2 separate regions of the Homo sapiens genome follow, and region 2 is linked to region 1. A link is a contact called in ENCODE Hi-C data. All regions are on one chromosome and are shown on one strand. Each heading gives the region's core, a stretch centred on a gene start or an enhancer-like site at or near the end of the contact. The rest is flanking DNA. Distances are from core to core; before and after follow the strand shown. Region 1 holds the start of SNX19 (sorting nexin 19). Region 2 holds the start of ACAD8 (acyl-CoA dehydrogenase family member 8).

Region 1 (3,535 bases), core at 140-2,639:
GTTCGGGGGCACTGGCTGGGCAGGGTGCTGGATCTCTGGCCTTGGAAAAGATACCCACGAGTACAAGGTGGATCCAGTCAGGATCTGACAGCCTGCTGATCAGTGGTAAGATTACATTGCATGTGATGAGTTCGACCACTACATGGCGTCCGGTACGAGTCTCCAAGTGGGGCTTGGGCACCAGCCCTTGAAGCAACAAATTCACAACGCCACGCGTATAGGTGACTTCAGCACTGGGGCTGTGCACAGCAGGATGTGGGGCAGTCGCCCGGCAGTAAGCCTCCCAGAGGTGGGAAGGCTCAACTGGACCATTCTTCCCTGCAGTGGCCTCCTTTGCCTGAATGTAGCTCTGCAGGTGACAACCGCAGAGAGTCAGAACACTCTGGGCAACAGCATGACTGTCCATCACGCTCATCCTTCTCCGAAGCTCCTGGACCAACCCTTTCATGGCTGCCTCCATTTCTTCCTCAAAGGCTGGCTCCTGGCTCACGGAACGGTACCAAGATAACACAAAATCTCGAATAATCATCTGGATGGTGCGGTTGATCTCCCGTTCCAGCTGCCTTTCTGCCTCAGGGCATGGAGGACAGGTGGCCAACGGGATGAAGCGTTCCAGATGCAGTCGACCTGAAGCCACTCCAGCGAGGCTGGAGCCCAGCCATCCTCCCAGCACCACTAGCAATGCCGACAGAAGGCACAGCAGCCACACGTTGACCAGAAGGTGTATGACCAGGAGCCAGCCAAGCAAGACCCCCACAGCCATCAGCTTCCGGCTACTCAACAGGTTATTGAGGTGACAGCTCGATCCAGCTGGAGTTTCCTGGAACGGTGGCACTGTTTCTGTCTTCATGGCTGAACGGACAAGGTGGCTTCCCCAGATGACAGCCCTCAAGATTTTACTTCAGAGTTAGGGAAGGGGGGCATGAACTGTGTCTCAGATATGGGGCGATCTGGGTGCTGTTCAGGGAACCGGGGCTCCAGGCCCTCAAAGTCCTACAGGCACTGCAAAGCGACAGCTGCAGCTCCGCGTCTCCCCATGGCTACCACTAACAGAGCCCTCCAACTCGCCCCTTCCAGCTGAGGTGTGGCTTTGGAGGAAAACTCTGTGGCCTTCACACTGCCCCAGGCGGAAGGCCTCTTCGGGGCCTCGGGGCGGGCGCTGCAAGGCCCTGGGGCCCACGGACACTTACACACGCAGCGGGCAGCGGCCGGCGAAGACTGGGTCACACGCCGCCGGGAACCGCGCGCCCACACTCAGCCCCGACCTGAAGTGGACTCATCGCGGTCCTCTCCGGGAGCCTCGGCCCTCTGCCGCCGTAAACCTGGGCGACTGCGCTCCGCAGCCGGGCCTGTGTGAAGGCTGACCGCCGGCCGGCCGCCGGCGACAGCTTCCGGGTCGACGTCGACGGGAGCGAGGCATGCTGGGAGAGCGTCCGCGCGCGCCCCGAGGAGCGGCGCTGCCCGGCGCCCTCTGCTGGCGAGGAGCCGCCCTGACGGCCCTGCGCGAGGTAGTCTCTGAGCCTGAGCGTGAGCCTGAGCGCGCACGGGGCGCGTGCTCGCCAAGAGCTGGCGCAGATTTCCGAAGTGCCACGAAACAGCCGCCGCAGCAATCACCGCTAAGACCCAGACTTCCAGGCGCTTTAAAACGCGTCCTAGTTCTGGTTATTAAATGAAGCCTGTCCTTTACTGCTTAGGCACGCTGTCAATAATCCGGTTTATTTTAATTTCATGGAGGCGAAGTTTCATTGGCCTGATGTGTCTTAACATTTATCCGGTTTCCCCTAGAGCCGGTACCCCGCGTCCCCAGCACAAAGACCCTCATTTGTTGTCAGGAATTGCAGAATATAAGGCATGAAACGATACAGAGATAGATTTATGTTGTACATTTCATATACTGTATCACAAAATCAAATTTGTGATTGAGGGTTATTTGCTGGTGGCATTACACAAACAATCAAATATTTTGAGCATCTGCTGTCTTCAATGTGAGAGGCAGCGTGGACGAATAGAAGCAGACCTTGTCCTCCAGGACCTCCTGCTAACTGGGGATGCCAGCGCTTTGAACGCGATTGGCTATCTAGTAATGCCAGTCAGCGTGCGATATAGTAAAATACAAAATCTTATAGGAATTCAGGGGAAGGAGAGATCACTGTGGGTTGCAATGGTTAAGGAGAAGCTCACAGAAAAGGTGCCTTTCTGCTGAGTCTTCAAGGATGAGGGTTTCTATTTCCCTCTATCTCTTCTCGCCTTATCCTCCCCAAAAACATAGAAAAGGAAAGCAGAGATAGAGGTGTCCTTTCAGATAATCCTGTAATATATTTGCTTTGGAATATGCTCTATGTTGGATTGTTTTTGGTTTTAGCAAATTAGACTTCACTTGTCTACACAGGAACCTATAGGAAGACAAAATACCGGAAGCACTGACCAGGTGTCAAAAGTGTTAGTGTCAGTTTTGCGTGAAGCCAGCTTCCATGTCCACCTTGGGCCCTAGGAGCTGTGCCCGCAGGGTGGGTCTCCTTTCCATTTAGGCATAGGATTCGCATCGTTTGCACAGAGCTGCTCATGGTTGCCCTTCGTCCACCTTCTCTGTGCTGTGAGCAGTCTTTCATCATCATGGACTACTCCCTAGATGTTTAAAGGAATCTTCAAACAAATCCCAACCCAAAACTCTGCCAACAAGAAGTGCGTTGCAGCTTCCTGTCTCGTCCATTGCTGCTGTTGGGGCAGAGACTTCCTTTGAATACGAAAGAAGCCATCATTTAGATGTGACCCGTAGTTTACGATTCATCACTTCTAAAGCAAATGGTTTGATTTAGGATCAGTGTCCACTAAGCAGACTGGGCACTCCCGTGAGATGGCAGAATGTGAATCCACGGTTTCACGGTCCATACCTTTTCACTGCTGCCTGCCTTCCCGCAGAAAAGGAACCCGAGAAGTGGGCTCTGCCCCTCTACCTTCCCAGACCATTCTAATGTCCTCAGGAGCACTTAGAAAATGGCAACAATGCTCTGGAGAAAAGTCCCTGCCACCTAGTTGGGAGCTAAAACAGAAATGTGAATGATGAAGGGACTACCGACGGTGCTGAAGACTTCCTGTGGCAGTTCAAAGAGAAAGTTTACTTGGCAGCATAATCTGGAGTGTTCAGGGCAGTAAGGAAGTGACCTTGCAAGTGGGCGCTATGCCACCTGACCAGATGGTCTGGAGCATCAAGGTAGCCAAGAGTGCCTTCCTGATTCTGAAGCGGGTTTGATGGACATGCCCGTGCACTTGTCATTTGGACGGGTGTGAGCTCCTGCCTGGGGGTCTGGGCAGACCCTGGTCTCCAAACAGATTAATCACTGGGAGGAGGTGAGAGTCAGGACTGATGTGCCCTGGTGTGTGTATGTGGGGTGGGGAGACTTGGCCACACCACTCACCATCTGGAGACGTCCTTCCTTCTTTCCTTTTCCCTATTTCTCAAAACATTAAAGGCATAGTGCTAGAGTGTTGGAGAAAACAAGACAAATAAGATACAATAATTCTCCTCAAGGGACTC
Region 2 (3,292 bases), core at 487-2,986, 3.3 Mb after region 1:
TCATTCAGGACATTGTAGAAAAATGGTGATGATTCGATTTCATCCCAAGACAATCAGAATGTGCCTGGAACACAGTAGGCATTCAGTAGCTAAGTTGTTAAATTACTATATGACAGGGCCCAAGGTCTATGTGTTACCCTAACCCTAACTCGGTTAATCTACATAACCTGTGAGATGTTCTACTCTTCATCTGGGAAGCATGCTCCAGATCACACATCCAGTAATGGTGGAATCAAGATATGAGGTCAGCACCTGTCACTGAGGTCTATCTGAAGCTACTTAATGACTATACTGCCTCTGAATTTAGTCAAAGTCCCTACATCAATTGTCATTAAATACCATTTATGGCTGTCTAATGCTCTGAACCCAGCATACCTTCCTAACCTAGTTTCCTAATGGCCCCTTAGGAGTTAACAGGCCCACTGCAAACACCACATATTGATAAATAACTGCAATGTGCTGTAGTATATCTGGAACCCCTGTCATTCCCAAAAGAGGTACTTTCTGTACCTTCCAATGTTCCTCCTCCTCCATCCACTTAGAATGCCATCCATCTTTGTGATTATAAAAACGACATCACGTTTTCTTAGTACTAAACTTTGCCCGTGGAAAGTCTCCCATTCTTCAAGGCTGGGCTCAAATTCCACATCCTTCTCGAGGCCTTCCCCGTGATTCCTCCCTCCATAAACTTAACAATCCATTTTCCTGAACCCCATCACATCTGTTTGCAGTTCACCCGCAAGCAGGCGCTTTATATTCTTTAGCACGCCACCTGGTATCTCAAAGAGTCTTTGTGCACAACAACCATTGCCTGAATAAACAAGAAAAAGGAACTGTAGGTAGGAGCTTGGTGAGACAAGTAAAGAAGATGGAGAGTGATTAAGGATAATGGAGTAAAAATATCACAAAGGGTTCTCAAAAAGCAGGGAGTGAAAAATGAGTACTAAACAGGCTCTTCGAGAAAAGTTTTTTCTTGGGCTGCCTTTGTGCAGCCTAGGGGCAGCTCACCTGAACCAGAAGTCCCAGCCAGCCTCTTCCGGGGTCTCGACATGGTCACGCTGCAGGGGACTTTAGTGCGGACGATTCTGGAATCAACGGAGATACAAGAAAGAATGCTAATGTCCTCCAAAACCCGCGCAGAGCGAGATGGAGGCAACGAGAGGCAGCCTAGAACGTCTCCAACTTTTGCGAAACACAGACGCCTACGTTTGAGCCCTCAAATCCTTCCCTCCGTTATCTGCGCCATTTCCATCTCGCATAACCTGCCCCTAAACTCTTCTCGGTTCTGTCCTTGGTCCTTCTCATCCAGGAACCCCTATCTCAGTATGTAGTTCACTGGGAAGTGGCTCCACAGAGACACTTTTGTTGGGTGAATATAAGTAAGCCTTGTGTTACCTTGTTATCCTTGCTAATTAGGATCAACTGAATGGATAATCTAGATGATGAAGTAATTTGCTGGCTACAGACCCAACACTCTGCAGACTCGACTGCGGTCCGCCTCCGCTGCGCCGCAGGCTGTGCAGCGCGACCCCCGCGGCGCTTGGTGGGCGGTGCATCTCTGCGGCGCCGAGGCCCCGAGGACTTCTGGGAATTGTAGTCCTGTCCCCTTGGGAGCCCGCCTGGCACCTGGGTTGTTAGGGCTCGTGGGAGGACTACAACCCCCAGGGTGCAGTGGGACAGGCGTTGCCGGGTCGCAGGTCCCGCCAGTGCGAGCGCAACGGAGGTCGAAGGCGTTCAGACTCTTAGCTGAACGCGGAGCTGCGGCGGCTATGCTGTGGAGCGGCTGCCGGCGTTTCGGGGCGCGCCTCGGCTGCCTGCCCGGCGGTCTCCGGGTCCTCGTCCAGACCGGCCACCGGAGCTTGACCTCCTGCATCGACCGTAAGGATCTCCTGGCGGGCAGTAGGACAGGTGTCCAGAACCCCGGCGGACATATGTCCGCGAGGGGCTGCAGTCTCCCCGTTCCATCCAGTCACCCCGGCGTCAGCTCCCCTTCCGGCCAGTCACCCCCCCGGCCTGGCTCCCTACTCCGGCCGGTCACCCCCGGCCTGGCTGCCCCCTCCGGTCGGTCACCACCATCCGGGTCCCCATCTGGCCCGTCACCCCTGCCCGGGTCCTCCTCCGGCCGGTCACCCCCGCCCCGGTCCTCCTCCGGCCGGTCACCCCCGCCCCGGTCCTCCTCCGGCCGGTCACCCCCCGCAGGTTCCCCTCCGGCCGGTCATCCCCCCGCAGGTTCCCCTCCGGCCCGGGTCCTCCTGCGGCCGGTCACCCTCGGATGCTTAGAGAAGTGAAGAAACTTGGGGCTTGGTTGTTGTTGGGTTGGTTGGTTTTTAATCATAACAGTAGGTCATAAAAGCAGTGAGAATATAAGAAGCTGGCTGGGTGCTGATGGTGACAACTGCACAAGAACTCCAGGTCATACAAGATTTGCTCACACACAAAGATTTGGTATCTTAACACCTCTGGCTATAAGACACTTTTAGTGTTGAAACTCATGCAGGAAAAATAATTATTATTGCCAGTGGGAAACTCTACCAGAGCTGACAAACTTGAGTGTCTTTAGGCTCTGAACAGTAATTTGAATGTAGCGAGGAGTGGTGGAGACCCGGCCAGTTTGTGACTTCTCTGCCAAGAATGTTTATAAACACTTTTTTCTTCTGAAATATTTTTAAATTTATTTTAAATAAATGGCAGTTTTCTTTACAACAGAATAAGTCCCTTAGATATCAGATCTATAAAGTACAGTAAGGCATAGAATACTGTTTTCTTCTGAATGTCCTAAAACTCATTCAAGAGGTGCTGCCCTGGCCTAGCGCTTAGAATTTGATAACCCAGATTACCCTGGTTGATACCGAAGCAGATAAGGAATTATTTAGAGGTGGGTTTTGTTATTGTTTGCATCTTGCTTACACTTGAGTGGCTCTGCAGTCAAAGGCTTTTCCCATTTCATTTGGAGTGTTTTTCTATTTAGCTTTACCTTTTTAGTGTATATGTATTGGCATCTTGAGCTCTGCTAGTAACTATGTATTGGCATCTTGAACTCTGCTAGTAACTGGCAAAGTTCATGAGTGGTGGTATTTGTTTTGTTTTTATACTGTATTTCCTTCTGGGAACTTGTGTTTACTTATGCATATGATTTGCATAAAACTATTTCCTTCCATTAGAATGCAACTCAGATTTATTTCTTAAGCCTGTGGTTCCTTGAACTATTTGTTTTAGGAAGTAGCCATTTACAGAAGAAGAAGATTTGTTAACATTTAATGAGCTCTTGCTAGGATTGAAATAGTCATCCTTT

What was found. A loop is a pair of places that touch in the nucleus more often than their neighbours do. Pooled maps may share reads with other maps.
Region 2: a pooled map shows a loop between it and region 1 (15-fold over the local background). The contact joins the promoter of ACAD8 here to the promoter of SNX19 in region 1. A Hi-C loop is called at or near these places in 5 of 50 pooled maps.

What each region holds. Positions count from the first base shown.
Region 1 is chr11:130,915,090-130,918,624 of GRCh38, forward strand. SNX19 (sorting nexin 19) reads right to left here and starts at 1,390. Exons shown (of 11, transcript NM_014758.3): 1 at 1-1,390. The coding sequence starts at 850. RefSeq lists an enhancer at 1,133-1,182 and a silencer at 1,303-1,582.
Region 2 is chr11:134,251,832-134,255,123 of GRCh38, forward strand. ACAD8 (acyl-CoA dehydrogenase family member 8) reads left to right here and starts at 1,737. Exons shown (of 11, transcript NM_014384.3): 1 at 1,737-1,878. The coding sequence starts at 1,770. It overlaps THYN1 (thymocyte nuclear protein 1), which reads right to left and starts at 1,521. Exons shown (of 7, transcript NM_014174.3): 1 at 1,009-1,521. The coding sequence starts at 1,051. RefSeq lists an enhancer at 1,282-1,651.